7 separate regions of the Homo sapiens genome follow, and all the other regions are linked to region 1. Evidence: chromatin loops called from intact Hi-C (ENCODE). Cell type or tissue: mammary epithelial cell. All regions are shown on one strand. Links, peaks and the distances in the headings refer to the core of each region. The heading gives the core; the rest is flanking DNA.

Region 1 (4,409 bases), core at 252-4,251:
GTTGAAGTTCAGTTTCTTTTTTCCCTTATGGATATACAGCTGTTTCAGCACCATTTGTTGAAGACTTTTCTTGTGTTGTTGAATTGCTTTGCCAGCCTTGTCAAAAATCAGTTGACTTCTGTTTTCATTGATTTGTCTATTCTTATACCAATACCAAAGTGTCTTGATTACTGTGGCTTGATAGTGAGTCTTAAAACAAGGTAGTGTGAGTCTTCCAATTTTGTTATTTTTCAAGATTGTTCTGGCTTTTCTGGGACCTTTGCCTTTACTGATGCATGCTAGTATCACTTTGCCAATTTCTATAAACTGTGCAGCCAGATTGAGAATCATAGAATAAACCTTGGTAAATTCATGCCTTGTGATGTTTTTAAGAAGTCATTTTGGGGACCTTCTCCAGATAATATTCCTTGGGAGCACTGGGCTTTATTCTATTTGAATGTCTATGTCTTATAACTCCTAAAAAGGAAATTTATACTATACATACTTTTCCTTAGGTCTTTGCCTAGGTACATAGTTTCCTTGTCATCTTTAGTGTCTTTGGTGGAACTGAATTGTTACTGTTCCAATCTTAATAATATAAATGTTGCTTTAGTACAAGAAAAATAAGAAGGTAATATAGCACATAATCCATTAAGGTCTGTCTACAAAGGATATGTAAGGGAATAAGACTTTTTCTCTGTAGTATCAGAATCAATCTTCCTTCTGCTGCATTATATTTCCTAGACAGTTATTAGGGAAATGTTCAGGGCCACAGTTTTATGGAACTGTACTTAGTGAAGTATCAAATACTATAATAAATAGCTTTCTTGCTTTTATATTTCCAGATAAACTCAAGCTTTCAAAAAACTTCAAACGTCTAATTTTTGCTGTTATCTTGAAATACATGCTTTAATAGCACCACACTTATTGATGACTTTTAATAGCAGAGCGAATTATGTTACAATATGTCTGATGCTTTCTAGAAGTTGTCTGACCATACTGTGGTATTCATTTTTGTAATTGTTTTTGAGTTGTGGTTTTACATATATAATTCATTATCCACGATTTATGATCCCAGTTACATAAATCAGTTCTTTTTAGTCTCTTGTAGTAAATACATGTAAATGTTATGAATAATACTTTGGAGGAACTTTTATGCCATTTTAATGAGTTCATGTTTACATTGAATAACTGAATTGCAACTTGGAGTGTTCCCAGAATAGAAAATGTGAATTACTAAAATGAATTTGGGTACTTCAGGACTGTGATGGAAGGAACTAAGAACTGTATTTTATTTAGTGATCATATTGTTTTATGATAAAAACAAGCTATTTTTCTCTGGATGGCAATTATTTTGTACTAAGGAAGTACCTTGGAATTATAGACCATCTTTCAATTTTATGCACATTCCTGTAAGCTGAAAATAATTGCTGATTTGGATTTTCCTTGGAAAAAGAGGTGGAGACTATATTATTAACTTTGTAGGGAGGCATTTTTTAGTCATTAGTCAGATATATTGCTGTAGAAGCCGTTGAATATTGTTTTTAAAAGTTCAGAATCTTGTAATATAAGCCCAAAGAATAAGTTAATTATAGAAAAGTGCTACATTGTATGACTCAGATAATCTGAGACTGATGACTAATTTAGTGTGTAGCTAGGTGCTAAATGTAAAAGGAGTTCAAAGCCTGGAAAGACCCACATGGACTGGAGCTGTTAGTTTGTTTTTGGTTTAAAGGATAGAATCTGGTGTTATTCATCATGCCCATATTGGGACAATGAAAAGACTTCCCAGTATTTCCTACAAAAGGTTACCCAGGTGTAGTTATGTGCTTCTGATTTTCCCCGTTCCTCTGTTTATATAGGCATAGCTCATATATTTTGGGAAATGGGAGGAATAGCTGTATTGGTGCTATATTGGTTTGTTATAGCCAATCCCTAAAGAAATGTGTTCCTGTAAAGACTCTTTTGTTTTTCTTTATATTCTCTGAAATTATTATTTGCCTCCAGCCATAATTTCTTGCAGCCACAAATAGTAATAACTAATAATATTATAGCACTGAACTGTGTACCTTACTGTGTTCTAGATATGTTTCATATTTTGACTAATTTGATCTTCATGATAACCCCATGTGGTAGGTAATATTCACTTTTTCATTTTACAGATGGGGAGCCAGATAAACGTTACATAACTAGAAAGTGGCAGAGGTGAGCTCTGAACCAGAGTCTCTACTGTTAACCCTAGTCTATGCTTGAATTGACTTAAGAAGTAAATTTTATTAGTAATGTTTTAAACATTGTTATTATTATTATTATTTTGAGACAGGGTCTCACTCTGTCACCCAGGCTGGAATGCAATGGCTCGATCTTGGATCACTGCAACCTCTACCTCCTGGGCTCAAGCAGTCCTCCCACCTCAGCCTCCCGAGTAGCTGGGACCACAGGCACACACAACCACCCCAGCTAATTTTTTAGTATTTTCAGTAGAGTTGGGGTTTCACCATGTTGCCCAGGCTTGTCTCAAACCCTCCCACAGTGCTAGGATTACAGGCATGAGCCGCCACGCCCAGCCTTAAACATTATTTTAACAATGTCATAGGTTCGACAGTTATAACTGTATTAAAGTCCTGAGAAGCTCACTCAGTAATTTAAAAAATTTCCACTAGAGGTCAGTCTATCACTTGGCAATATAAATATTTGCTGCTTTCTTAGTGCAAAATTTCATTTACTAAATTAAAGAAGTATGCTGTGGAAGAGACTTGGGTAGCAGAATAGATTTTGAATTGGAAACATAATAAAAAGTCATCTTTATAGTAGTAAAAGCATGTATGACTATTACAAGATGCAATATTGGTTCAATTGACTGTTTGCAGAATTTAGTCAAGATATCCTATGAGATGCTATCTGGCACAGGAAAGGCTAATGACCCTGATCTTTAGTTGTTGCCTCTAAATGAACCACACATTAAACATTAGACCAATTTTGTGTTACTAGTACTTCAGATTCTTTTTCTTGACTCATTTAATTTAGTCAAGGACTTAAAATATACCTGGAGAGTAATGAAATAGTGAAAATATTGAGTGTTTACTAAGAGATATTCTGATAATTTTAAGACAATGTGGGTCTAAGATTGTTTAAAAAGTAGCCTAGAGGCTTTTATTTCTCAACTCTCACGTTTTGGAGATAACAAGGAGTTGAATTAAGATGCAGAAACTGAGGGTCTATTTAGAAGCTGCATTTTGAGGTAACTTCTTTGCTTGTAAATGCAGTCATATTTTGGAAGGATAAAATATAATTAATTAACTAGAGTCTTAACTTGGAAGGATTAAATATAGTTGGAGAGTCTAGCATGGTCCTGAGTATAAAGTTATTAATCAGTTGACCAATGATGTTATTTATATGTAAATAATGATTTTGGCTTCTGTAGGTTAAATAAAGCCTTTTAGGCAGCCTTCAAACTAACTGAAACAATCTGACTTGACTTCAGATTTGTCACACTGGAAATGAATGGCAACATGCGGAACAGGCCAGGACAGGGAGGGAAGTTACACAGGAGGGATGGGTCGGCAGAGTTTGTAAGTTTGGATGGGTAATAACTTAACCCAGGGGATTGTTGGTGGAGGAACGAGGGAGTCCTGTAGCTAGAGATAGGCAGAAGCAGACAGGATATTTGGGTTCTAGGTAAGCAAGGTGCATCTAAGACCTAAGAAGTCTTCAGAGGCAGCAGAGACGAACAAATGAACGTGAAGGTGAGAGTTAATGATTTCTAATGGTACCTATCCCTTACTGTGTACTTATTTATGTGCCAGGCACTGTGCTAAGAGCTTTATGTACATTATCTCTTTTTCTCCTTATCATAATCTTGTGAGGTAGGTTCTAATCCCTTTTCACAGACAAGATGACTGAGGCTGAATGAGTTTCAATAACTTGCCTTCAGTCGTAGAACTTGTAAATGGCAGAACTGATATTTGAACTCGGGGCTTATGACTCCGGCTGTGAAACTCTGTTATCGGATGCAGAAGGTATTTCTTTTTTTGCCCCAGTTTTATGCTGCCTGCAATGTAGAGATGGCCATAGGCTTATATCCAATGGGAAATTAACCCCATGGGTAAACCCCAATTACAACAAAAGCAGAGAGTTACAACTTCCAGGGAGATGGGGGTTGGTATTTTTGTTAAAAATGTGAAGTTTTTTAACCTTTGACTATAAATCATGGTGAAAAACCTATATCCTCCATGTAGCGCTGATTAGATGGTGGCGAATCCATCTCCTGTACTTTCACTACTTTGTTATTTTTTTTTCCTCTTTTCTAAAATCCACTAATTATCTTACTAGGTGTTCTCTCTGTTGGCTTGGTTTCTCATAAATGACACTCCCGGAGATGCCCTCTCAAGGGCTTTCTAGAGTCATAATAGGAAGAGTAGTGGGCAAAC
Region 2 (4,409 bases), core at 306-4,305, 560 kb after region 1:
TCACCCCAGCCAGCTCCTTGCAGAAACTGTGCTTCCCATTTCTGCAGCAGGCTTCATTGCAACAGAGGTCCTGATTCTCAGGAAGAAATCTTCCACTGGTTAACATGAGAAGTTTTCCATTGACTCTATTGCTGGGTCACTTTGGGCTCCTCCTGCGAGTGGACCATCAGATAAGAAAAGTTACCATATTGGAGCTGGCAATCAACCCCCATTCTGAGAAGCTAAAGTGGCTGTTGCATAATGAGGCAGGGAGGATTCATCTGAAACTTGGTCGCTGGAGTGTCTTTTGGTGCCTTCATGCTGAGGGATAATGGTGCATAGCCAACCACAGCCAACAAAGTAGGGTAGTGGCAAGACAGTCAAGGGCCCAGGCCCTCAGGAAGAGCAGCCCAGACCAACTTTAGTGTTGACCAGGCATGAAAGAAATCTGGAATTGGTGGGTTGGAGGGGGAGCGGGGAGATGATGAATATTAATTGTGGCTGAGGACCAGCTGCCACAGGCGACTATAGTTTATTCCACTAATTCTACTCCTGAAAGTCCCTTTTCTTTTTTTAAGAGCTTGCATACTCGTAAAGAGTCCACACTCTAAAAGAGTCAGTGATAGTGTGGACTTGCTGTGGGGGAGGAGCAGATCTGAGCAGTGTAAGGGGGGTACCCTCTCTAACACTGGGGGTGCCTCCTTGATTTCAGCACTGTGGCGGTGGACAGCCCCACACGCAGGGCTCACATCGCACCTCAATCTCTCTTAATTAGCTAGGGAAGGATGCAGCCCTACTGTAGTTGTAGCCTCTAAATATGAGGAAGTTAGCCAGCCTCCCAGGAGAATTCTTCAGCCAGTGGGGTAACAGGCTAAATTCCCCAGCCTTCCAGTCCCTCAGTGGGAGAATTCTGAGGGGTATGTCACATGGCTCCTTGGAGGTTCCTCAGTGGGACTGAGTCCCTGTTGCTGCAGAAATAACCAGCTTGATACCTTCAGTTGCATTAAGTTCTTCCCATCCTAGTCTCCATTTGCTTTTACTTCTAAGATCATATTATGGGTTAGTTTTGTCCCCCTTAAAAGATATGTTGAAGTCCTGGCTGGGCGCGGTGGCTCATGCCTATAATCCCAGCACTTTGGGAGGCTGAGGCGGGCGGATCACCTGAGGTTGGGAGTTTGAGACCAGCCTGACCAACATGGAGAAACCCCATCCCTACTAAAAACACAAGAAATTAGCCAGGCATGGTGACACATGCCTGTAATCCCAGCTACTCAGGAGGCTGAGCCAGGAGAATCGCTTGAACCCAGGAGGCAGAGGTTGTGGTGAGCTGAGATTGTGCCATTGCACTCCAGCCTGGGCAACAAGAGTGAAACTCCATCTCAAAAAAATAAATAGATAAAATAAAAAAAAATAAAGGCTTTGGGGGCAGTATCAAAGACCGTTCCTTGATCTCAGACTTCTAGCCTCCAAGACTGAAAAAATAGATTTCTGTTGTCTTAAGCCACCAAATTTATGATACAACAGCCCCCTCTTATTCATGGTTTTATCCATGGTTTTGCTTTCTGCAGTTTCAGTTACATGCAGTACAGTACAGTTATTTTGAGAGGCTGGGGGGGGGGGAGAAAGAGAGACACTACATCCACATAACTTTTATTACAGTATATTGTTATAATTGTTCTGTTTTATATTAGTTATTGTTGTTAATGTCTTACTGTGCCTAATTTATAAATTAAACTTTATCATAGGTATGTATGTTTATGAAAAAACACAGTATATATAGAGTTCGATACCATCCATGGCTTCAGGTATCCACTGGGGGTCTTGGAATGTATCCCGCATGGATAAGGGTGAACTGTTGTACTTATTATGGTAACCATAGGAATCAAATGCAGATCACCTCACACGTAAACTATTTTTCCCCAAGTCTTTGCCACATGTTCTGTTGCAAGGGGACCCAAACTATGTCCTCCCTCCAGCTGAATTTTTATATCTAAATCTGGGGCTCCCATTGTCAGCTAACCATTACCTCTGTCTATCCCTTGCACTTCCAATCAACAAAGCAATTTTACTGGGACCATTGGACAGGATCCTATCTTGTACCTCTCACTTCTCTAACCTCCAGAATTTGGCAAGAGTCCCTCACTTTCCTGTCCAGAACTCTAGTACCATGTGGAAAGTCCAGGTTCTCTTATAAGCATCACCCTTTCCCTGGAAGGAAAGCTCCAGGAACCTCATTTTGGTTGTCAGGTCCTGAGCTAGGGTTTCTCCTGGGCAACAGCAGCTCCAGAATTTCTGTATAGAGGGGTTTGCAGATTATAATCTGATTGGAAGGGGAGTGGGCCATAGATTTACTTGAAACTGTGTTATCAAACCAAGTTTAGAAATACTATGTGTTTATTTGGAGTGATTTTGGGGGTGGGGATAGAGGAAGATGGTTTGGTTTCATCACTCTGTGGCTCAAAGGTGGCCAAGGGAAGCAGCTCCAAAAGCTTTGGTCACTTTTTTGGCACCATCCTGACCTCTCCAAAGCAGAAGGTGCTTTCTCTGGGCAGGCCCTCAGAAAACAGCTCAGGAACTAAGGGAATGCCACTGGCAACCTTTGGCCTTTAAGTGGTGTAAGGGTGTCCTCTAGTGGCCATGACTCAGAAAGCCTCTGGCATAGAGCAATGCTCCTGAGACTGGTGGCCTGTTATAGTTGGGACCAACATTGTGGGACAGAGACCATTATAAAATTGATGACCATCATCATGGGACAAAACTTAAGCAAAGTACTGGAAGACCCTAATGAGACAGAAAATACCTTCACAGGACTGACAGACAAGATGGATCAGACAAACTATTGTGGGACAAACATCTAATTCACAGCTTAGATCATCGCCATAGGCAACTGCTTGCCTTCTGGGAGACTTCGCTGGTGATAAGGGGAATAAGGGGGACAAACAAATGGAATTTTGTCAGCTTGCAAGTACTTGCATTACTGAGCATGCATGGATTCCTAGACTCTGCAACGAGAAGCAAGTCAGTGCTGGCAATTAGATTTCTATCTTAAACAACCTGGGTTCTCTTTGAACACTCCTGGAAATGCTGACTATATCTAGTATGTGGGGAAAATGCTAATTTCTTCATCAGATATGCTCAGAACCTGAAGTCACAGTTATAGGCTGCACCAAGTAAACTTTCAGTAAGAACTGATTCCTCGATGTTCTAAGGAGAGTGGAGTGAAGCTTGTTGGGGTTGAGTCTGGCTGTTGTTGGCAGCTCTGTGGGTGCTGGGAGGGGAAATAGTCTATCTGGGATGGATGGGGCAGAACCAGGTAAGACACCAGTGCCCTGCTGAAGCCCTTGTCTCATTACACTGTCCTGTGTCAGGGCAGGGAAGACTCAGTTTACCTGTTCAATCCTTCTTGCCAGAGCAAGAATCCAGCAAGACCCCCACACTTGCTTCCCTTCATGGGTCCAAAGATCTCTGTGGGCCACATTCTTCCCAGCTTTATAGCTTTCTGGTCCTTGCTAGAAACCCTCTGTACTGGCCTCCCAGGACTCTCCTGACCCATGAGACTCTAAATAATTCTCTCTCTTAGGATTCCAGCAGAGGTCAAGGCCTCACTTGCCTTCAAGCAGCCCACAGGCTCAGGAGTGGCCATAGATTGTGGGTGGGAAAAAGGAAGTGCGATCAGGTTCCCACGTCCCTAGAATCTCGTTTACTCTTCAAAAGTTAATTTGATTGAGTTCATTTTCATGAGGGCTCTGGCTTGGGCAATGGAGGAGTTGGGGAGGTTTATGGTATGGGCCTTGGAGGGCAAAAAGTGGAATAATATTGTCTCTGGTCCCTTCTCAGTTTCCCATGCCCTCCGTCCGTAGTGTCTGAATCCTGTGGAAAGGGGGCATGCAGAGCCACAGGTGCATTTTCCTGATGGTCTCCTTCAAACCCAGAAGTTGAGCAGCACGACATGGGCTTCCCAGGACACAAAGTATGACACACAGCAGGGAAGAGAGATTGACCTAAAGAAGCAGAAACTCAGACATTTATGTCTGCACACAGTTGTCGACCATGGAAGATATCTATTAGCACAAAATCAGAAAGAACCCATATGCCCAACACTAAAAAATCACTTAAGTAAATCATAGTTTACCCGTATAACAGGAACCTATAAAACTATTTAAAATAAGGTTTTTGAAGATTTAATGACCTGGATAATAATCATTCTAAAATGTTTAGTTTAAAAAAAGCCAAAATAGAAAATTCAAAACACTGTTTTAAAAAAAGTTGTTTGTAGAGAAAAGGGATTGGCACAACATGTTAACAATAATGATCGTTGAGGGCAAATTTGAATTATTTCTATTTTTTTCTTTCTCTTTTTTCTATATTTTCCAATCCTTAAAGATAAATGTTACTCATAACAATAAAAATATCATTGTTCAAAAAAGGAG
Region 3 (4,409 bases), core at 185-4,184, 370 kb after region 1:
TATCTGGGGAGTCACCACCACCCATGAAGTCCTCTCTCCCACCTCAGGAAGGAATCTCTCTGCTCTCAGGCCTTGCTAACCCTCTCCCTTTAGGACCCAGTCATCCCAGAGCTGGAAGACCCTATAGAGATTACCCTGTCTCATTTGTAAATGAGGACCCAAAGTCACAGAGGCTGACCAAAGCAGAAAGCAGAAAGTGTAAGAATTGGAACCCTTAATTCCTGTCTCCTTCCTATTTGAAAAGGGCCCCAGCCAGCAGAGAGGGTCTATTAGGAAAACTGCGGTCAGTGAAAAATAGTGTGCATTCATTCATTCTGTTTTGATCAGTGATCGTGTGCCAAACCCTGTACTTAACAAGCTGAACTCACTGTGATTCCCTTAAATAATATAATCTTCAACATTCTCTTTGGACCAACCCAACCCAAGCCCAGAGCCTGGAGCCCAGAGCTCAGCTCAGAGCCAATGACAGAGCCCAAACCCAGATACCACAGGATACCAGTGACCCCAGAGGCCCCCAGAAAATTATCAATATGGGACACCCACCACGATCAGCCTTCTGTTTCCCATCTTGGCAGTGCAGGTGGAAAGCGTTCTTTTTCCTCAGCTGTAGTCCCAGAGATTTGGCCTCAGCTGGCCTGAGACCTGCTCTAGAATAAGGAGTCTGAGCTCAGTCAAGCCTTAAATCCAGTCACTAACCTTTCCTTTCCCCCCTACTGAGAGTATTTCTCAGGCAGTGTCCACCAAAACCAGAGCAGCTTCCATCCACTGGGGCTTGGCCAACACTCCCACCATCTTATGATGGAGGTACCATTAAAACTTTCATTTTACAGAAGAGGAAACTGGGGCTCACAGAAGAAATCATTAGCTCTGAGCCACGCAGATGGTAACTAGTGGAGTGGAGACAAGAAGCCATGTCTGACTCCACAGCCCAGGCCCTATTAGGCTGCTGAAGAAGAAAGGGCATCTGCAGGCCTCCTGAGGAGCAGTGCCTGGTGACTGTGCTGAAGGCAGCAGATGCTACAGCATCTCTGCCCAGGCCGGGGTCGCCATAGCGTCTGGGGTCCTGTCTGCTGCAATAGTGCTGGTGATTCAGTCCAAACCAGGCATCCTGAATCCCAGGCAGGACAGAGCTAGTTGGTGTCTGTGGAAGCTCTCATTTCAGGCTAGGGGGCCAGCCCAAGACCAGGGATGGTGGAGCCCAGGCTGTTTGCTGCTCTGGGTCCCCTCTTCAGGACACTGTAGTGGACATATGGGGTTTTGCCTTGAGAACAGGACTAAGTCAGTGAGGCTGAGCTGTAGGGGCCACTGGGAACAGGCTCAGAGCCCACATGACCCAATCCTTGCCGCAGGACCCTGGACACAGACTGCAGTGGACTTGGGAGAGCTGCCCAGAAGCTGCTTCAGCCTGAGAGCTGGGGCAACGCCGCTGGCAGGAGCTGGCTACACAGGGGCAGGCTTCTCAGTGGGAGGGTGCCCTGAGGGCCTGTGGCCAATCCCGACCCCTACCTAGACCCACGTGGAGCCTAAGCACTGGGCAGGGTGGGGTAGACCAGACTACTGGAAGAAGAAGGGACACCATGGCCCCAGCACTCCTGGATAAGCCTCCCCTTAGCAGCTCATGAGGGTAGTGGGTGATTCTTCAGGAGGATACATGACCCTTTATCTGATCATCCAGCTCTTTGGCAAGAAGGACAGTGATTTCCCTCCTATTCTCTAGCCTGCAGAATCGTCTGCTGGTGATCCCAGGAGTTTTCACCTTGGTTCCCATACACACACTGCCATCTGCTGGCAGGATGGAGGAGCAACCCAGAGGCTGCACTAAGTTCAGGCTCAAGCCAGAAGTCGTGTCCCTAGAAAAAACCATCTCCTGCTAGTTCCAGAGGATGCCCCAGCCTTCCTCTTGGCTTGCCTGCCTTCTGCTTCCTCTGGCCCCCTATGCCCTCTCTCACGTCCCCTGTGGATACCAATTTCTCTCTCTCGGGTTCCTCTTCCCCACCTCTCCACCTTAGACAGTTGCTTCCTGAGGGCACATTCAGTTCCAAGCACAGAGGTGCAGGTACAGAACAGGGGTTCACCACACAGTTCCTGAGGGCTGCAGCAGGAGGGCTTTGGGGCATGTGGGCCCTTGGGACAGGAGATGATACCTATGCCTTCTGTCATGCGCGGACCAGGAGAGAGAGGGCACAGGGTCCAACCCGTTGGAGGTCTGGAGGGAAGGTTACATGGAAGTGCTGCCGCCAATCTGCCTAAGGGCTGCAGGCCCAGAAACCAAGCCCATTCCAGGCTGCCCTGAAGTCTGGAGGAGTGTGTGTGCCTGCGTGCGTGTGTGTGTGTGTGCGCGCGCGTGTCCGCGCATGCCTCTGCCGCAAACTCTGGTAGCAAGTCAGAGCCACCTAGCAGAGCATCAGAGGTGGAAGAGCCCTGTATTAGTGCGTTCTCACGCTGCTAATAAGGACATACCTGAGCCTGGGTAATTTATAAAGAAAAGAGGTTTAATTGACTCACAGTTCAGCATGGCTTGGGAGGCCTCACAATCATGGTGGAAAGCAAATGAGGACAAAAGTCACATCTCACATGGCAGCAGGCAAGGAGAGATTGTGCTGGGGAACTCCCATTTATAAAACCATTGGATCTCATGAGATTTATTCACTACCATGAGAACAGTATGGGGGAACCACCCACATGATTCAATCATCTCCACCTGGCCCTGCCCTTGACACATGGGGATTATTACAATTCAAGGTAAGATTTGGGTGGGGACACAGCCAAACCATATCAAGCCCTTTGAGACCTCCCATCAGAACCTCCACTTTATGGATGAGAAAACTGAGGCTCAGAAATAGGGTGCATCACACTGACCCTTCTGATAAGATGGACTATGAAAGGACATTCCTGAAGGACTTAGAGGACATCTAGTCTAATCCCTTCACTTACAGATTGGGAAACCAGGGCCTGGAGGATAGCAGGAGGGAGGGATACTGATCTGTGTGAAGTTAAAATGCTAGTTAGTATCTGTTCTGTGCTTTTTCTGTGCACCAAACTGCCCCAGTGTGAAGAGGTCAGCTCCTAATGTAGAATCTGCTGAAGTCAGGAGGGCTTCAAGGTTAGGGTACAGAGGGTGGGCAGAGTGGCTGCTTCCAGTGAGGAGGAAGGCTGAGGCAGCAGCCACTAGCTGCCCTGTCCTGCCATGATGCTTCCACCATATCCCTTGCTGCGCAGAGCAAGGCCAAGGCAGGATGCTTATTTATTCTTGTGCTTTTATTTACTCATCTTTTATTCATTCACATCCTGTCGGTATATATTGTTTACATTATAAATCATATGTATTCCCACACTCCCTCTTATGGAAAAGGCCCAAGGATACAGATTGTTCTGAGGCTCTGAAAACGGCAGTGGTGGCAGCACTATGTCTCCATCCTCCCTGGGGCCTCCCAACAAGCTCCAAAATTCCCATATGCCAAGCTGAAAGCTGAGGCCACCTAGGCCGCAGGGCACCCACTCAGTGCAGCATGTGCATCTGACCTTCGGCAGAGGAAGCGTGAGACAGAGGAGGAATGAGAGAGGGTGGAGCTCTGCAGGGAAACCCAAGGATGGCATTTTCCTCGCAGCCCCTTCCTGAGCTGGCAAGTAGGGCTGGGTTGGGGAACCAGCTGCCTGAAACCATCTGAAGGGAGTAAGCAGTATCTAAGATAGTCTATAGGAAAGCCTCAAGCCAAAAAACAGAGAGACAGATTGCAAACACCAAGACCAAAGGAGAAGAAACAGATTTGTGAAGAAGAGATGGAGCCAAGAATTGGTAACCTAATGGGGCACGGCACTTGAGAAGAAGCAAGTCAGGAATAAATGCAGCAGGCCTAGGAGGGGCCTGGCAGATAGTTGCAGTTTGCATTTATAGACTGACTTAAGTAGGGTGGGAGGGCCTGGAGTTCTGGCCAGACTGAGATTTCAAAAGCTGGCCTAAGCAGATGTATCTTGCAGCTGTGAGAATGAACAAAAGGAACACACACACACACACACACACACAAACACACACACCACACACACACACACACACGCACACCCTTCACAAAGCTCCTTCTTCCCCTTTGGTCTTGGCATTTGCAATCCATCTCTCTGGTTCTTGGCTTGAGGCTTTCCTATAGATTAGCTTGGATTCCACTTACTCCCTTCAGATGGTTTCAGGCAGCTTGTGCCCCAGCCCAGCCCTATTTGCCAGCTCAGGAAGCAGGTGTGGGGGGGGAATAATATATATATATATAATATATATATACACACACTATATATATACATACATATATATACACTATATATATACACAATGTATATATACAATACACACACAATGTATATATACAATACACACACAATGTATATATACAATACACGCACAATGTATATATACAATACAT
Region 4 (4,409 bases), core at 271-4,270, 340 kb after region 1:
AAGTTGTTTCTCTGTGACTCATATTTTAAATCTTTAAAATGGGGAATAATAATAGTACCACCTCCTAGGTTTGTTGTGAGGATTAAGCGTTTATCTTTGTAAAGCTCTTAGATTAGTGGCTGACACATAGTGAACACTACCTAGGTGGTTGCTTAGTGAGTTGTGACTGAGAATTTACAACAGGTTTCACAACTACCCCATAAAGGGTGTGTTTCAGGCTTTGTTTTACAGATGAGGTAAATGAGGCTCAGAGAGACTCACTGACTTGCCTGAGGGCACACAACCCAAGATTCAGTCTGCCCCTGAAATTCAGGCTTGCTCAGGGCCCAGCCTAGGATTCTCTTGGTGGCTCCAGGGCTTGAGGACCCTTGTGGGAGCCTGGGAGGGGGCCTTGGGATGGGCAGTGGCAGCCAACTCCTGACCCCCTACACACCCTCCCTGGAAGGGGATGTGCTGATTTATTGGCAGCCTGATCTCTGGGCAGAATCTAGATGCTGCCCTCAGTGCTCTTATCCTATTGCCTGAGCCCACCTGCTGAGCCCACAAGTTGGAGTATGGGAAGGACCCTGGATGGAGGCAACTCCTTTCCCCCTGCCCACCCAGCTTCCCAGAATGCTGCTGAGTCCTCTGCGCCCTTCCCTCGGCAGGCTCTTTGGCACCACAGGGAACTGTGCTGCTTGCAGCAAGCTGATCCCAGCCTTCGAGATGGTGATGCGGGCCCGGGACAACGTGTATCACCTCGACTGCTTCGCCTGCCAGCTCTGCAACCAGAGGTCAGTGCTGGACTGGCCGACCCAACACACTCCCCAGACGCCAGCCTGAGGCCTGCTGGGATGGGCCAGGAGCACGGCGGAGGCGTGCACGCAAATGCGGGTTGCGTGTGTGTATGTGGTGGTGCGTGCAGGTTATGAGCGTGCATGTGCTTTATGTGTTTTATGTGTGTGTAAGCTCGGTAGCCAAATGTGTGCACTTTAATATTGGGTGTGCACATCTGTGTGGCACATTTCTGTGTGAATATAATGAAGGCGTGCATGAGTTTACTGTGTATGCATAGTTGAGTGTGCATGTGCATGCATGTGTATTTGGAAATGTACAAGTGGGCACATGTGCATGATGGAATTAATATGCATTTGTACATGTGTTTTTAAATGTCTGGGGGTGTATGTGTATGTGCAACGTGCATGCATGATGAGGTGAGTATGCATGTGTGTATACATATTTTATTTTTTGAGATAGTCTCACTCTGTTGCCCAGGCTGGGGTGCAGTGGTGTGATCTCACAATCTTGGCTCACGGCAACCTCTGCCTCCCGGGTTCAAGTGATTCTCCTGCCTCAACCTCCCAAGTAGCTGGGACTACAGGCGTGTGCCACCACGCCTGGCTAATTTTTATTTTTATTTTTATTTTTATATTTTTAGTAGAGACGGGGTTTCACCATGTTGGCCAGGCTGGTCTTGAACTCCTGATCTCAGGTTATCTGCCCACCTCAGCCTCCCAGATTGCTGGGATTACAGGTGTGAGCCACCGCGCCCAGCCTGTATACGTGTTTGAAACGTGCATGTGCATGGGATAACGTATCCTCCCACCCCCGTACCCAGTGTATAGTATGTGCATGTGTGTGCATGTATGTTCCAGTGAGAAGGGGTTCCCAAATCTGGAGGGCAAAGTCCCCTCAGGGAGTGGCCACTCTCTCCTCACCCAGCCCTTGTGATTCTGGTTCCAGCCCAGCCTATTTTCTGGTCTCTTGGCCCCAACTCTGTGCCCTAGCCCTGTGGGAGTCCCTGGGGACCTAAGGAGCCAGAGCCCTTCAGCCCTGGCTGGGGCCTAGCACCAGAAGGCAGGCGCTCTTCTCAGGAGCCCCCAGGTCAGGTAGGAACGCATACAAGTGCTCCCTGAAGTGAGGTTCAGAGGGACCTACAGGGAACGCTGGTCTGGCTGGGGGCTCTGGCCGGACCTGCTGTTAGGAGGGCTCAGTGAACTTACAGCGCCACCTGGTGGTTGAACTGGGATCTGCTGGAACTAGGCCAGCGATCTTGGGGTCTCACTAAAGGCTTCACCCACCCTGGGGACATCTTTAGGGAAAGGACCGGAATCTTCCCTTACTTGGGGAGGACTAGGAGACCAATGAAGGGCCTTCCTTCGGTAGGAGAGGAGATAGTGGAACGGGGTTACCTCCTAGAAGGATGCTCTAGGTAACTTATCAATTTTGTTTAGAGGAAGAATGCCCTGTACTGAGCCATCCTCTTAAATTGGGGAGAGGGATAGACGGATGGAAAAAACAACCATTTTATCCCTCCTTCCTTACCCATCTCTGCCTTTTTTTTTTTTTTTTTTTTTTTTTTTTGAGATGGAGTCTTACTCTGTCGCCCAGGTTGGAGTGTGGTGGCGTGATCTCGGCTCACTGCAACTTCCGCCTCCTGGGTTCAAGCAATCCTCTGCCTCAGCCTCCCGAGTAGATGGGATTACAGATGCCCACCAGCTAAATTTTTTTGTATTTTTAGTAGAGATGGGGTTTCACCACCTTGGCCAGGCTGGTCTTAAACTCCTGACTTCGTGATCCACCCACCTCAGCCTCCCAAAGTGTTGGGATTACAGGTGTGAGCCACCACACCCGGCCCCATCTCTGCCTTTCTCCATCTGTCTCCCCACTTGGTCTTTTTCTGTTTGTGCTTTCCCTTTCTCCCTCTCTGGGACTGGGGTAGGCTGTTCCTGCACCTCTCCACCAACCCCCCTAACCCTACACTCACCAACACAGGAGACCTGACTATGGAAGCCTGTGGCCCAACTGTCTGTCTGTCCTACCACCTCAGGCTACAGGGCCTGGCCAAGGTTGGGGCTGGCCTGGGGGAATTGCCCAGGTGTGCTGTGGGGACTTTTGGCAGTTCCCTCTGGAAGGTTCAAGGAACAAACTCCCCCCACCACCTCCCACATAGCTCACCTCATAGGCCAGGCCGGCTTCTGTCTGCAGCCCCCCCCTTACCCACTGGGACCTTCCCATGGCTTCTCTCTCTCGCTTGGATTTTCTAGATTTTGTGTGGGAGACAAATTCTTCCTGAAGAACAACATGATCTTGTGTCAGATGGACTATGAGGAAGGGCAGCTCAATGGCACCTTTGAATCCCAAGTTCAGTAACGCCCGGCGCCTGGCCTCCAGGCCCGTCTGTCCATCTGCCCGCCTGCCCACCTGCCTGGCCGGCCAGCCAGCCACTCTACCAGTGCAGGCTGGCCAGCCGCTCTCCTGCCACATTAGAACTTCTCCGTCCTCGATGGGAGGGATGGCCCTTCCTCCTCCACCACCGCCCGTCTGTGTGTGACCCCTCCTGGGGCCAGGCCGGGCCTGTACAGTCTGTCTTCTGTATATAAATGGGAACATTTATTTTATGAGAAATGTAATGCGATTTTATTACTGGCGTGGATTAAACTTATGAATGTTTCCGGGAGGTTACTCTGCGTTGTTCACATGACTGACACAGACCTGGGGCCCCTCCCCTCTGCCTCTCAAGGGCAGGGCACAGAGCAGGGTAGGGGCCTCCAGCATGTGCTGTTGCTGGGCAGGGGAGCAAAAGGCTGGCTTTAGGGGAAGAAGCTGGGAGGAAGGAGACAACTCAGAGCCTCCAGCCCCAGCCAGAGGTGAGACCTGGGGTATCTTCCCTCTGGGAGAGCACACACTCTGGCCCTGAGTAGGTCCCTAAGAAGAGGGGCAAGATGAAGCCTTCCCTACCCTGTGTTCCATCCCCTCTGTTGAGACCCCAGACTGACTGCACAGATGGGGACCCAGCTCTGACCTTTTCCCCAGTAGGACCACAAATCTTGTGTCCTCTGCCATGGGAGCACCATGCTGAAACCTCTCTTCCCTTTTAGGGTGACAGACAGCACTTGTTGTCTCTGCCCAGCAGCTGGGGCCCAGCTTTCTGCTCTTCTGAGTGAGCAAGAAAAATCCTGTTTCCTTTCGACTCAGCCCATGCAGTCTGGAGGCATCCATTTATTCAGTCAGCAAACCTCAATAGACTCTGTGTCTCAATCCCATGCTGCAACCGGGGGTGTCCTGGAGCAAATCAGATGTGAGGATGAATCATAGATCAGACACCGTCCCTGCCCTTGGGGAGCTTGCTGTGGGGATGGAAAGCAGAAGCCATGTTGCGGGGAAAGCCAGGAAAACAAAGCACATCATTGTGAGGACGGAATGCTATGCGGAGACCTGGGACAGGCCAGTTCCCTCTGGGGGACACAAGGCCATTTGTGATGACTTAAGAAAGTCATAGATGGACAAGTCAATGGACATACGGTCAGACAGACATGTGCTGCAGGCAGGAAGGATGGACACACAAGTAGACAAGTGTGTAGGCAGAGACAGGCAGGAGAGGTGGAGGTGGTCAAGCCCCATCACTCAGCTCCAGCCAGAACTGCAGC
Region 5 (4,409 bases), core at 168-4,167, 320 kb after region 1:
TCATTAAGAGTTACTTTCTTGATGAAAAATCCTCAGTTTTGGTATAATTTTTATCAAAATGTAGATGTTAAGGGCTAGCCCCTGCTGGTAGATGCTTAGTAAATATTTGTTGAGCGGATAATGAATGAATGAGTTTACAGGTGAAGGAGGTCAGGAGAGGATTGGAGAGAATCATAAGGATTCCTTTGTCTCAGAGAGAGGACAAGGAACCCCAAGTTCAAGACTGCAGAGGCCATTGTGACTGGAGCTTGGGGCATCATCAGTGAGGCTGCAGGGTGGTCAGGGTTGGCAGCGCTACATTGTGCAGAGCCTTGCAGGCCGTGGGTAGGAGTTCCAGTTTCTCCACATCCTTGGGGCACATGTGCAGGTTTGTTACATGTTACATGGGCATACTGCATGATGCTGAGGTTCGGGGTATGACAGATCCTATCACGCATCAGTGTCTGTTGTTCCCATCTTTATGTCCATGTGTACAACGAGACACCTTTGAATGGCTTTAGGTAGAAGCAAGACTCATGCTCAAATTTACATTTTATTAAGACCATTTGGTTTACTCTGTGGAGAGCAAATGGGAGGGGATAAAACTAGAGGCAGAGAAAGCAGCATATGATGGGGAGGGAGGGGTTCTTTTTCAGCTTTATAGATGGACCTCTCCTCATCCCTCTGGCTTCAGACGGCCCCACACTCCTGTCTGCCTCCCTTCAGTTTCGTCCAGAGCTCGCAGTCTGGGTCTGTGCAGGGTGAGGCAGGTGAGGGTCTGGGTTGGTCAGAGGAGGCAGTTGAGGTCTAGGAGAGAAACTGTGCTGAAGCTGTGGCCTTGGGAATGGGAGCTCATCTGAGGTCTACTGGTGGTCAAGATCCTGGCTGGAGCTGCTCAGCTCCCCGTAGCAGGGCTTGAACTTGTGGCCAGAGCTGGAGTTGAGCTCCAGGGAAGGTAGACCAGAGCCCCTGGCTGCAAGCCTGTCCTTGCCCAGCTTTGTCCCTGAGGCCCTTGCTTGCCCAGCCCAGCTTTGGCCTGAAGGCTTCCCTGACCCTTCACTTCCCCCTCTGCTGCTGTCAAGACTGGACCACAATCCTGGCTTTCTAGGCTCTGAGGGAGGGAGCCAAAGACTGTGGGCCTGAGGCAGGTAGGAGGACAGTAGGACTGGGAGGCAGCAAGTCTAGACCTATCCAGCCACCCATGGATCAGTCCCTGACTCCTCTGACCTCCTCTGATCTGTCTGTAAAGTGTTTCTTGGCCCTCCCACTCTGGGCCAGTGTTCTTTCTCCCGAATGGCTTTCATGAAAGCTGCTGATTCTGGGAAAGAGGCGTGGCTCACGGTCTCCCTACCCTTACCTATTTCTACTCCAGTCCACCCCCAGTTATATTCAACTAAGATCAGTCCAGAGAAGAGCAGAACTTGTCTGAGGCTGCAGAGCACCTCTGTGGAGTCTGGGAACTATGCCTAAGGTCTTGCCTCTGCAATGAGCTGTCCCTCAGGGGAGAGGTCTGTATAGTGGTCTGTCTGTAGACTCAGGTGTCTATGTGGTGCATGGGCACCACTCCTGCCTGGCTGCCCAGGGCCTGGAGACCCACCAGCCCACTCCATGCTGTCTCAAGGGCACACACTCTTCTCCCTGTGGTCCATACTACCAGGAATCCTGCCCTCCCTTCCATGGCAAAGGCTTCGGACTCACTCTTCCAAGGAGAGAGAACCCCCAAGAGCACCAGCTCAGATACATGCAGATGTGAAATCTTTAGAATTCTTTGAAATTGACGGCAGCGGCATGAGGGCCTGACCGCTTGCTGCAGGGGTAGCTGTCTTTTGACTTGGGAGGTAACAAGCATGGACTGTGGTCCTCTGACTGTGAGATCACGGGCAATCTTGCTCTACCACCCACTGCTGTGTGTTATTGGGCAAACCACTTAACTTTTCTGAGCCCTGGTCACGTAAGTTAAGACCCAGAACATCCTCCCTGCCCCCTGCACAGAACTCAAATGACAGAAAATGTTTTCATGTGTTTTGCCAGCCAGGCAGCACTGTGCCCACCCGAGGAGGTGTTGGTGAGAACACAGTGGCTACATAAAGGGAAGGTACTTGCAACATGTACTCCTGCCACCCCTTACCTTGAGAAGTCTTCTCATCCCTGGGCCTCATAGAACTTTGGGGGAGAAATTTAGAGAAGTTCCAAGGGTAGTTTCCCTAAGGGGCAGCTTCCCAAGACAGCATTTCATGTTGAATCCATGTAGACTCAGGGAACTGACCTAATGACTAGAAAACGAGCATGTGTCCACTTGCTTCAAGGCCCAGATAGTCCTTTCAAGTGACCAGACCTGTCCTGTCCCCTCCATAGGGCTCTCTCCATTGTGGGAGGATTGGAGGCTGGTCGCCTCTGCGGAGATGAGGCCTGAGCCGCTGTGACTACTCTCAGTCTATCCCTGCTCATTCCCAACTCTGGGGCAGGCAAATGCCCCTGCCCCAGTGTGGCCCCAGCTCCCCCTGCTGGCCAGGATGCTTCATCTTTTTGGGTTGTCCTCTCAGATTAGCTACAAAGGGTGCTGTCCCTAGTCTGGGCATGGTGCTCTCCCCCTTCAAAGGCAGCCTCGTTGCTTTCCTTCCTACCCTCGTGGACTGGATCTAAGCTGGCACATCCCTGTGCCAGGTGGGGCTCACAGGCCCTGGGAGAGGGCAGCATCCCTTACCCAACCCTGCCTGGGGGAGTCCTTACTATGATGCTATTCATTATGCATGTAGCATTATGCACATACTGTTATGTACTCGTGGTGTCCAAGGTAGGACAAGCTCAAGGTCCTGAAAGAGGGACCCCCCTGCCATGGGCATGCTCAGTTTGCAGGTAGGGCATAGTCCTTGAAGGATGCAGAAATTTCAACAAAGAGAGACCTGGGAAGACAAAATGAGAATGCAGTTGTGGAAGCAGATGGGCCAAGGAGAGTGATGGATCCAGTAAGGTTTGAGTTTCCTGGGGAGCAGGGCTGGAAAAGTGGATGGAGTCAGATTTCTGGATGTGGGGGTCTGGGGAAGGAGGTAAGGGGGTGCTCTGGAGCCCTTTCATCCCTTTCATCCCAGCAGGGGGATGAGGTGACCAGGGCCTGCCCCCTGTGAGGCTGGCCATGGGGCCTCCCAGGTCCCCCCACCTGGCAGCTTCTAGCTGCCACAGGTTATTTCCCCCGCTATGCTGACCCCAGGACTGAATATTTTATGAACTGGTTTCTCCTGTTCTCAAAGGAATATTTATTTGTTTTTGTTTGTTTTGTTTTATAATAGCTTTATTGATTTATCATTTGCATACCACAAAATTAACCTTTTTAAAATAGATACTTTAGTGGTTTTTGGTATATTCACAGAGTTATGCAGTCATCACCATTATCTAATTGAAAAACATTTTTATCACCTCAAAAAGAACCTTCAGCCCATTAGCAGTCACTCCCCATTCCTCCCTCCCTGGCAACCACTAAACTACTTTCTGTCTGTATAGCTTTGCCTATTCTGGACATTTCATATAAATGGAATCATGCAATATGTGGTTATTGTATCTGCCTTCTTTCTTGGCATAATGTTTGCAAGGTTCCTTCATGATGTAGCATATGTCAGTACTTCATTTCTTTTTGTGGCCAAATCATATTCCATTGTATGTATATACCATGTTTTATTTATTCGTTTGTCAATTGATGGACATTTGGGTTGTTTCTGTTTTTTGGCTGTTGTGAGTAATGCTGCTAGGAACGTTCATGTACAAATTTTTGTTAAGACCTATATTTTCATTTTTCTTGGGGATATACTTAGGAGGGGAGTTGCTGGGTGATATGGTTTCGATGTTTGTCCCCTCCAAATCTCATGTTGAAATGAGATTCCCAGTGTTGCAGGTGGGGACAGGTGGGAGGTGATTGGATCACGGGGATGGCTCCCTCATGAATGGCTTAGCACTATCCGCTTGGTGATGAGTGAGTTCTTGTTCAGTTCACTCAAAATCTTGTTGTTTAAAAGAGTGTGGCACCTCCCCCATCTCCCTTGCTCCCAGTCTCACCATGTGACTTGCTTTTTCCCCTTCCTCTTCTGTCATGATTGGAAGCTTCCTGAGGACTCACCAGGAGCAGAGGCTGGAACCATGCTTGTACAACCTACAGAACTGTGAGCCAGTTAAACCTCTTTTCTTTACAAATTACCCAGCCTCAGCTATGTCTTTATAGCAACACAAGAAAGATTAACACACTGAGTCATATGAAAACTCTGTGTTTGGGGATATTTGTTTTTAAATTCAAATGAATAGTACATGAGTGTTTAGGAGAGAAGCCATCCTTGGTTGTCCGAACTTCCGGAAGGGAGGCTGCCCTTAGCCTGGTACTTCCCCAGTGAGATCCTGGGGTTCATTGGCACTTTGGATAAATCTTTTGCCTGCTGGCTTCAGTT
Region 6 (4,409 bases), core at 99-4,098, 390 kb before region 1:
AAAATATTGATGATAAACTGTCAACGCACTATACTGTTTCCATTTTGGTTACAGAATTTCGAGGATGTCAGATGTAAATGTATCTGCCCTCCCTATAAAGAAAATTCTGGGCATATTTATAATAAGAACATATCTCAGAAAGATTGGTAAGTATCTGGATTACTGAATTACCTGTCACATTTGTTTCTGTGGTTGTCAGTGTTATCCCAGAATGTTCATCAAATGCATAGTTTTCTTTTTAAGTATTTCATTTGAAGCAAAAATGTGAAATTCTACTTCCATTTGAAAAAGTGAGAGTGAGGCCCTACGTGCATGATGCCTGCAGGCCTAAAGGTATACAGCCAAAACACTAAGACCCATGTAGGCAGAGTTTCATGGGAGCATATGACTGGGTTTGTGGCACCTAAACTACCCATAGCTATCTTGCTGTACTCCCTCAAGTTTTGGTGAGGGACCTTTCTCCCTCTTGCTTTTCAGTGGAAGGTTAGCAAGCCTCGTTTGTCTGGGTTATAATTTTTACAACTTGTAGGTTTTGATGATGTATTGCCAAGTATGGGAAGCTATGTTTAAAAGTGTCAGAAGGCTCAAGAAGAAGTGGAAATGAGCTATGTAGTCAGAGTTTCCCATTTGGTGTAAATGAAGAAGTTACAGTTGTGCCAAGATATTGACCTGTTCAGTCCTTGGGCAGTCAGGCAGGCCTGTGATGACTGGGGGATCCTGACTGACTAGCCACCAGCAGCCTTCTCTGCTTATCCCAGCAGACCTGACAAATAGCTTTTTCTACGTGTGCCATGAAGCAGTTGGGATGCAGTTGTATTACAGCAGGATGAATGTGTTCCTTCCCATAGAATTGTGATGTTTTATGGTTTGTAACCACGGTGGAAGATGGATGGGATAGGAATTTAGGAAAAATAGTTCCAAATGGTAGGAGCTTTCACGTGTATCTGATTTCATAGCTAAATAGCCATCAAAGAGTTAGAAAGCAAGATTAAATTCATTCAGTTAACAGTATTCCAACCTGACTTTAAAAAAGAAAAGGCAGCCTTTGAGTATGTTTAGTTTCTCTGATGCCACTGTCTGTTCTTCCCTGATACGCATTTAGGTTCAGTCTCATATTTGTTAAGTGTGTTCTTGAGAACTTCTTGTGAACCTCTATGTTCCACTGTAAGTGGTGTCATATTAACCAAGCGATTTGGCCATATTCTTAAAGGTTTTATATCAGGAAGTTACTTTATATGATACAAGAATGTTCAGGCCGGGCACGGTGGCTCACGCCTGTAATCCCAGCACTCTGGGAGGCTGAGGCAGGCGGATCACCTGAGGTCAGGAGTTCGAGACCAGCCTGGCCAACAGAGTGAAACCCTGTCTCTACTAAAAATACAAAAAAAATTAGCCGGGCTTGGTGGCGGGTGCCTGTAATCCCAGCCACTCGGGAGGCCGAGGCAGGAGAATCGCTTGAACCCGGGAGGCAGAGCTTGCAGTGAGCCGAGATCGCGCCACTGCACTCCAGCCTGGGTGACAGAGCGAGACCCTAGCTCAAAAAAAAAAAAAAAGAATGTTCAAATAAATCTTTATGTTACTTCTATAAATTTTCCAAATTTATTCAGTGCTTACAGTTTATTCTGTTATCAGTAATGAAATGCAATGCCTGTCTTTTGAGTAGCAAATGAACTCACTATTCAAGTGGTTAGCACTAATCTTTTCACTAACTTTTCATTATTTCAGACTCAGACAGGACCATATGTCATTAACCCCTGGTTATTAGTAAAAATAGCTTTGGCTTTGAAAACAGTTGAGGCAGGACATGGTGGCTCACACCTGTAATCCCAGCACTTTGGGAGGCCAAGGCAGGTGGATCACTTGAGGCCAGGAGTTCAAGAACAGCCTGGCCAACATGGTGAAACCCCGACTCTACTAAAAATATAAAAATTAGCTGGGCATGGTGGCACACGCCTGTAATTCCAGCTACTCGGAAGGCTAAGGTAGAGAATCGCTTGAGCCGCAGAGGTAGAGGTTGCAGTGAGCTGAGATTGTGCCACTGCCCTCTAACCTGGGTGACAGAGCATGACTCTGTCTCAAAAAAAAAAAAAAAAAAAAAACAGAAACAAAGAAAATAAACAGTTGAGAATAAGGCTTGCTTGGGGTTTTTCTTCCCTCTCTCCCACTCTCCCTTGTTTCTTTTCTGCAGCTTAGCATTTTTCTAGGGATAAGTTCCCAGCTGGCACTGAAAAATTTTAACTGACTTTACGGGGCAGGCAAGTTATGATTCACCAGAATTATGGCTTTACGAGGCCTCCAGTATCTGTGAGGGCCTAGATATAGTTTTACCTTTTGTTTTCTGGGCCTTTCATTTTGTCCAGTTTTTATCTTTAAGTCTTCATTGACTTATGCTGGCTGACTTAAAACTTAAGAGTAGTTGGAGTGCTCTAGTTTGTGTTTGGGGTGATTTAAAGCTAATGATGTGTTACTTTTGGCACTAGGGGGAGGTGTTGCCTAGTTCCTTAAGTGGTTAACCTCTGACTAGGTCTAGCTCTGTTTGTAATGACTGGTCAGCCAAAATCAACCTTCCTGCTTTCTCTCCAGCTGGGCACAACTTTTGCACAGCACTCAAGTATCTTTTTGTTATTAAAATATATCCTTCAAAAGAAATACTCAATACTTACTTAGCACTTAAAATTCCCAAGTCATTCTTAGGTATTGTTGCCAAAGCTTCTGAAGCTGAAGTAGGAAACTAAATAGATCAGTTTCATTTTCCCGAGGTTCAGAGGTAAAGAACTGACGTAGGAAGCAGGAGTCCTGGATTCTGGTCCTTTCTGTTTTTTTTATTGCTAGAGTGCAGTGGCACGATCATAGCTCATTGCAGCCTTGATCTCCTAGGCTCCAGTGGTCCTCCAGCCTCAGCCTCCTGTGTAGCTGGGACTACAGGTGTGTACCATCAACCTGGCTAATTTTTATTTTTGTCGACACTGGGTCTCACTATGTTGCCCAGGCTGGTCTCAAGTTGGCTTCAAGTGATCCTCACATGTTGGCCTCCTAAAACTCTGGGATTATAGGGATAAGCCACCATGCGTGGCCTGATCCTTTTTCAAATATGATTTTACTCTGTGACCTTCTCTAAGCCTGAGGCTAGATGAGCTCTCTGATCCTCAGATAGATAACACCTGTTATGGGATATAGTTCCCTCTGCCCATTTTGTGCCTGCATCCAGTTGGGTACATGCCTGGTCTTCTGTATATTTGGAACAGATATCACACACTTTTATGGTGAGAGTTGTGGGGCCTTACCCGTATTTGAAATACCATCAGTGGAAATTTAATTTTTCATTACTACCTTTGTTAAAATTAAATTACCTGTTAAGAATAACCTGGGCCGGGTGCGGTGACTCATGCCTGTAATGCCAGCACTTTGGGAGGCCGAGGCAGGCACATCACCTGAAGTTGGGAGTTTGAGACCAGCCTGACCAACATGGAAAAACCCCATCTCTACTAAAAATACAAAATTAGTCGGGCATGGTAGCGCATGCCTGTAATCCCAGCTACTAGGGAGGCTGAGGCAGGAGAATCACTTGAACCCTGGAGGAAGAGGTTGTGTTGAGGAAGATCACACCATTGCACTCCAGCCTGGGCAACAAGAGTGAAACTCTGTCTCAAAAAAAAAAAAAAAGAATAACCTAACAACTTCTATCATATACCGTTTTGGTTATTTTTTCTAATGCCACAGTTTAGAGGGAACAGAACATGAAAATATGAATTTCTAGAAATTAACTTTTTTTTTTTTGAGACAGAGTCTCACTCTGTTGCCCAGGCTGAGTGCAATGGCGCGATCTCGGCTCACTACAACCTCTGCCTCCCAGGTTCAAGTGATTCTCCTGCCTCAGCCTCCTGAGTAGCTGGGATTACAGGCATGTGCCACCATGCCCAGATAATTTTTTGTATTTTTAGTAGAAATGGGGTTTCACCCTGTTGGTCAGGCAGGTCTTGAACTCCTGACCTCATGATCCAACCGCCTCGGCCTCCCAAAGTGCTGAGATTACAGGCGTGAGCCACCACACCCGGCCTTTTTTTTTTTTTTTTTTTTTGAGACGGAGTTTCGCTGTCATTGCCCAGGCTGGAGTGCAATGGCACGATCTCGGCTGACCGTAACCTCCACCTCCCAGGTTCAAGCGATTCTCAAGTCTCAGCCTCCTGAGTAGCTGGGATTACAGGCATGCACCACCATGCCTGGCTAATTTTTTTGTATTTTTAGTAGAGACGGGGTTTCTCCATGTTGGTCAGGCTGGTCTCGAACTCCCAACCTCAGGTGATCTTCCCGCCTCGGCCTCCCAAAGTGCTGGGATTACAGGCATGAGCCACTGCGCCCGGCTGAAATTAATTTTTAATTGACACAATAACTGTACGTATTTATGGGAT
Region 7 (4,409 bases), core at 198-4,197, 240 kb after region 1:
GCCAGCCTGGCTCCAGAGCGTTCTGGTGGTCCAGCAGATGTCCTAGACCTATATCTAGTGGCTACTAGTGCCCAGCATCCAACCTTGGTACCAGCTCCCACTCCCAATAAGGTCAGGCTGAGGTGCAGATTCCTAGACAGAGGGATTCTCCTGATAGGGGCCAGTCCTGGAGAACCTGTTGGGTCTTGAGGCCATACGCTGAAGTGTCCCATGCTCTGTGAGAGATGGGGGAATGGAGGACAGAGAGAGGGCAGTGGACACAGGGCATTGACTCAGGTTTGGGGAAGACTCCAAAGAGCATGGGGCTGACCCAGTAAACACCTGCCGTGTGCCAAGCACTGTGCCTGGCACTTCGCCCACGGTATTTCACGGAAGTCTCCCAGTAGCCCTGCAGGGTAGGAATTACTGTCTTCATTGAACTGAACTATGATGGAGACTGAGAAAGGTTAAGTAACTTGCCCAAGGTCACCCCGCTAATAAGGAGCACAGCCAGATTTCAAGTCGGCTCTATCTGGTTTTACAGGGTCCATGATGCCATGGTGCCAGAGAGGGGCGGGTGGGGAGGAGGGACGGAGGAAGAGTGGGAAGGAAGGTGAGAACTTAGATCACATACCCGAGAGAGCACCGATGGTGGCCCTTCTCCAGCTCGGCAGAGCAGGGCACGCCAGGAAGTCACACTCGGAGCTGGAGGGCACTGGGTCAGTCTGGCTCACGGCCAGATGGGGATTCTTAAGAAAGAAAAAAAAAAAAAGAAAGAAAGAATGCAAACTTTAGCAGCTGCAGATGGGGATTCTTAAGAGAAGTAGAGACCCAACCTGTGGGAGGTGGGAGGGTGGAGGCAGGAGGCAGGGGGCTGCGGGGATTGACCTCCTCACTTCTGGGTTGCCACTCGAAGCTTGCTCCGGGCAACGACCCTGCTGCTTCCCAGAGGGAAACTGTAGCCCACAGACCAGGAGAGAAGCCAAAGCACCTGCTCCACGTCCACATCACCCCAGGCTTCTAGCCCCCAGGGGCTTCATCAGTGCTTCAGTGCTCTCTCCCATCCCCCACTCCCCATGTCCCTCGTGATCCGAACTCCTAGGGCTCCGTGTCCCACAGGTCACCACTTCCTGCGTCTCGGGTTCCCACGTCCTATGGCCCGTCCTGGGAGCGGAAGGGTTACGGCTTCTGCTACTGAGTGGAGGCTGCTGTTCCCCAGCGTTAAGCAGCTTTAGTGTCTCCTACCCCAGCCCTGATTTAAAATTCATAAATGCTAATCCTTCATAATTTACGGTTTAAAAGCAGCCCCACTCACAGGCCCCGTGGCTACAGCTCTGTCAGAGTAATTATGCCGCCAAGCTGAAATTGGACTACTAACTGAGATATTAAACTGGGGGGGGGGGAAATCCTCGCGCTGGCAGCCGACCCAATTATTCCAAATAAGCAAACAGATTAGTGAGTAATTTTCCAGTTAAATTTGGTGATTGGTGCCAGAATTGTATGTTAAATATTCAGAAGTAAATAGATTAAAGATGAAATGTGCCCCCCTCCCTTTTTCCAGGCTTAATTTACTGTGTGTATTAAAATTTTTTCATGAGGAGAAAAAAAGTGAAAAATGATAATTAAAAAAAATCCAAATAAACCCCTCTGGGCCTCCTGGTGTAGCATGGCAGAGGCCAGGCCCTCCAGCCTCCTTGACTTCCTAGCGCTCCAGGGCAGGGCCAGCTACCTCCCCTGGACCCAAACTCCAACCCTCCCCAGGGGAGAGGCAAAGAGGATGTAAGATTCTGGGAACCTGGATGGGCTGGGGACCTCCCGGCCCCTGTGCGCTGGGGTTGTATTTCTTTACAAAGAGAAATCCCAAATCTATTAGCCCTAAAGTCAGACAGAGCTGAGAAAATGCAGGCAGGGGTGGAGGGAAGAGAGGCAGTTCTCGAGTGGGCACTCGAGGCCCCCGGGGTGCTGGGCTCCTCCTGGCACAGAGTGCTGCCTGGTTCTCAGTGACCAAGTGCCCAGGGCTAGGACCCAGGCCACCGGACACCAGCATGCCGTCCTGGCCTGGCTGTAGCCGCTGGTCTGCCGTCCTGGGGTGGGGGTGCTGAACAGTGGCTGTCCCCAGCACACTTGCCTGGCCAGGCTTTGCCACTGCTCACCCTCCTACAGTCCTTCCCACCTCCCGCTTAGGTTCTCTGCAGCGGCTCAGCTGCAGCAGTGCCTCTGACAGGGAGAGGCCGGTGAGTCACCTCCCCCACAAGCAAGTGTAAAAACGGAGGCCCGGAGAGGCCATTGGATTGTCCCAATTCAGGGACACAAATGAATCATCGGCTGCTCAGCCTGTGCTCTCTCTGCCGCCCCCTAGAGGACCTGGGCTTCTGGCACAGGCTCACCCTGGGCAGGTGGGCAGAGCCACACAGGAACAGGGGCAGAACAGGGAAGGAAGACTTGTGCCAGGCCAGGAGTGAGCAGAGAGGATGGGGAGGGGGTGGGGGGCACACCTAGGCCCAGCCTAGGAAGAAGATATGGGGAAAAGGGACTGCGGGTGGTGAGGGGCAGGTGAGGCCGATAGGCTCTAGGAAGGGCCTGGCACCAACCTTGGACACAGCCTCCTCCAGGGCAGCCCCTCATCCTCCCTTTGTCTCAGGGATCCCCTTCTTGTCAGTTCCAAATCACAAAGCACTGAGAATGTGGATGGAAGGGGAGATGAGAAATACGAGGAGTGGCGTCACCCTCTCCAGGGACCCCACTTCCCTGTCTTTCAGAGGCATCTCTGTGGCCCCAGCCATGCTGAGAGGACTCCCTGTCCTCTTGGGGTTGCAGAGAGCTCTCTTCTTCTCCTTTAGCCTCTGAGTGGCATGCCTGAGGGACAGGGGACGGTTCCAACCACCCCTTCCCAGCCTGGACATGCTGCACCTGTAATCCTAGGAAAGCCTCGCCCGGGCCACCAGGACAGCACCTCATGTAAACCCAAGACATGCAGGCAGGCCTCTGAGCCCACAGATCAGTCACAGGAAGATAGTGTGGGCAGACAGAAAGGGCATGTTTGTCCTGTCCTTGGTACCTGTCCAGCTCAGCCTTCTCTGAACCACTAGGCTACTGGTTCTCAAACAGGGCATATGAGAACCGCCTGAGACTCTTTCACAAAATGCATACAACCCCTACCCCCTCACACACATGTGGAATCCCCTATGGGTTATTAACCAGCTTACACAATGCAGTGAGGATTGCCACTCCTAGACTAATGACTTGCAGGTTTTAAAAAGTGGCCAAACCCTTTTTCAAAACAAATCTTTTGTATAAGCCCATTATGCAAAGCAGATAACAGCTTGGGGTAAGTGTCTTTATTTGCCACTCCCCTTCCCTTTCCCCACATTCTGAGTCATCTCAGGGGTTGGGGGAACCCCTAGAATTCTGCCAGAGAGCAGCTGCCCAGCACTAGGAAGCCAAGCCTCTAGTTTGTGGTCCCTGGATTGGTTCCTCCCAAGTAGCCTCCTTTATCAGTGGCTCCAGTGAGCCGAATGTGCTGTCGTGTCCTGGGTTGGCAAGGGATTGGAGGCAGAGCCAAGCCCATCCAAGTGCCGCTGAGGACAGCTGCTAAGGCCAGGAGGGCTGGTCCAGCTGGTGGTCAGCTATGGCCCCACTCTCTTTCTCAGAAAGTTTACAACCAACTTCTCTGAGAGTTCCCAAAAAGAGTGGCCAGTTAGGATTAGAGAGTGAATGGGCCTTAGCCTGAGATCCGTACCCTTCTAGTCATCCTTTCTGCAAGTAGAAGCCTTCCCTGGCTTCTTTCCTTTGGGACCAAAGCAACAAAGTCCTTCTCAGGCCTTCGGGAAGATGGGAAGGGGAAGAGGGGCCTGGGTCCTTGTCTTTACATCTTGGGATCCGACCAGGGTCCAGGGGACCCAAGGTATGCAGACACCTCAGGTTTTATTTTTTCTTTCTCTAGGAAAAAAGTTCCCAAATAAAACAATATTACTGAAAACATTTACTGAGCACCTGCTGTGTGTGGCCAGCATGGGGGACACGGCACTCTGACTTACTCATTGTCCCTCCCATTTGCAGACGCCCCCAGGTGTACCTGGTAACTTTTTTGACTGAGAGAAAAAGTTCCCACTTCGTTCCACAAGTGCCTGGCTCAGCTGAGTCCTGGCCTGTCCCCACCTGTCGTAGTGAACAGAGCCACATAGAAACAGGCCCTCCATTTCTGCCTCCTCACTGATCTGTTCTGGATTCACTATGAACACCATTTGACTTGGAAAACTACAGGTTATCCCTTCACTAACCTCCAGTAGTTGTTGTTGCTGGTTTTAAACTGCTTTCTATTTAAGACTTTCCAAAAGGACCAAACTTTGTTTCCCGTGAGGATTTAAACATCAGATAACAACCAAATGCATCAGAACACAGCTGGTGAACAGAGGTAGCAAGTGGCTACT

The links. Peaks named below come from ENCODE experiments on the same cell type or tissue, not always from the same donor. Only the 100,000 strongest peaks of a DNase experiment are listed, where the experiment ranks them.
Region 2: it touches region 1 in a loop (22-fold over the local background); 14 of 110 quality-filtered maps call a loop at or near these places.
Region 3: it touches region 1 in a loop (13-fold over the local background); 35 of 110 quality-filtered maps call a loop at or near these places.
Region 4: a loop joins it to region 1, with 15 times the contacts of the local background. A loop is called at or near these places in 99 of 110 quality-filtered maps.
Region 5: it touches region 1 in a loop (8-fold over the local background); 6 of 110 quality-filtered maps call a loop at or near these places.
Region 6: a loop joins it to region 1, with 11 times the contacts of the local background. A loop is called at or near these places in 4 of 110 quality-filtered maps.
Region 7: it touches region 1 in a loop (8-fold over the local background); 67 of 110 quality-filtered maps call a loop at or near these places.

Annotation. Positions count from the first base shown.
Region 1 is chr11:8,565,026-8,569,434 of GRCh38, reverse strand. The region is part of intron 1 of STK33 (serine/threonine kinase 33); the gene reads left to right. Among named protein-coding and RNA genes, the nearest start is that of STK33, 27 kb to the left of the region's middle. RefSeq lists an enhancer at 2,439-2,518. In mammary epithelial cell, for the core only: a CTCF peak has its summit at 2,634 (motif pointing right); DNase peaks (open chromatin) are centred at 1,664 and 2,574; H3K27ac peaks cover 366 bases.
Region 2 is chr11:8,004,765-8,009,173 of GRCh38, reverse strand. No RefSeq gene overlaps it. Among named protein-coding and RNA genes, the nearest start is that of CASC23, 9.5 kb to the left of the region's middle. In mammary epithelial cell, for the core only: a CTCF peak has its summit at 2,608 (motif pointing left); a DNase peak (open chromatin) is centred at 2,603.
Region 3 is chr11:8,190,122-8,194,530 of GRCh38, reverse strand. No RefSeq gene overlaps it. Among named protein-coding and RNA genes, the nearest start is that of RIC3-DT, 23 kb to the right of the region's middle. RefSeq lists enhancers at 795-1,365, 1,542-1,591, 1,635-1,929. In mammary epithelial cell, for the core only: a CTCF peak has its summit at 1,790 (motif pointing left); a DNase peak (open chromatin) is centred at 1,770.
Region 4 is chr11:8,223,339-8,227,747 of GRCh38, reverse strand. LMO1 (LIM domain only 1) reads left to right here. Exons shown (of 4, transcript NM_002315.3): 3 at 648-773; 4 at 3,027-3,439. The coding sequence ends at 3,132. Among named protein-coding and RNA genes, the nearest start is that of LMO1, 38 kb to the left of the region's middle. RefSeq lists an enhancer at 1-600. In mammary epithelial cell, for the core only: a CTCF peak has its summit at 1,998 (motif pointing left); a DNase peak (open chromatin) is centred at 4,017; H3K27ac peaks cover 421 bases.
Region 5 is chr11:8,245,561-8,249,969 of GRCh38, reverse strand. The region is part of intron 1 of LMO1 (LIM domain only 1); the gene reads left to right. Among named protein-coding and RNA genes, the nearest start is that of LMO1, 16 kb to the left of the region's middle. In mammary epithelial cell, for the core only: a CTCF peak has its summit at 2,474 (motif pointing left); no DNase peak of the experiment used is centred there.
Region 6 is chr11:8,957,829-8,962,237 of GRCh38, reverse strand. It overlaps TMEM9B (TMEM9 domain family member B), which reads left to right. Exons shown (of 5, transcript NM_020644.3): 2 at 55-146. Among named protein-coding and RNA genes, the nearest start is that of TMEM9B, 4.4 kb to the left of the region's middle. In mammary epithelial cell, for the core only: a CTCF peak has its summit at 2,488 (motif pointing right); a DNase peak (open chromatin) is centred at 2,487; H3K27ac peaks cover 628 bases.
Region 7 is chr11:8,326,874-8,331,282 of GRCh38, reverse strand. No RefSeq gene overlaps it. Among named protein-coding and RNA genes, the nearest start is that of LMO1, 65 kb to the right of the region's middle. RefSeq lists an enhancer at 2,187-2,481. In mammary epithelial cell, for the core only: a CTCF peak has its summit at 2,334 (motif pointing left); a DNase peak (open chromatin) is centred at 2,262.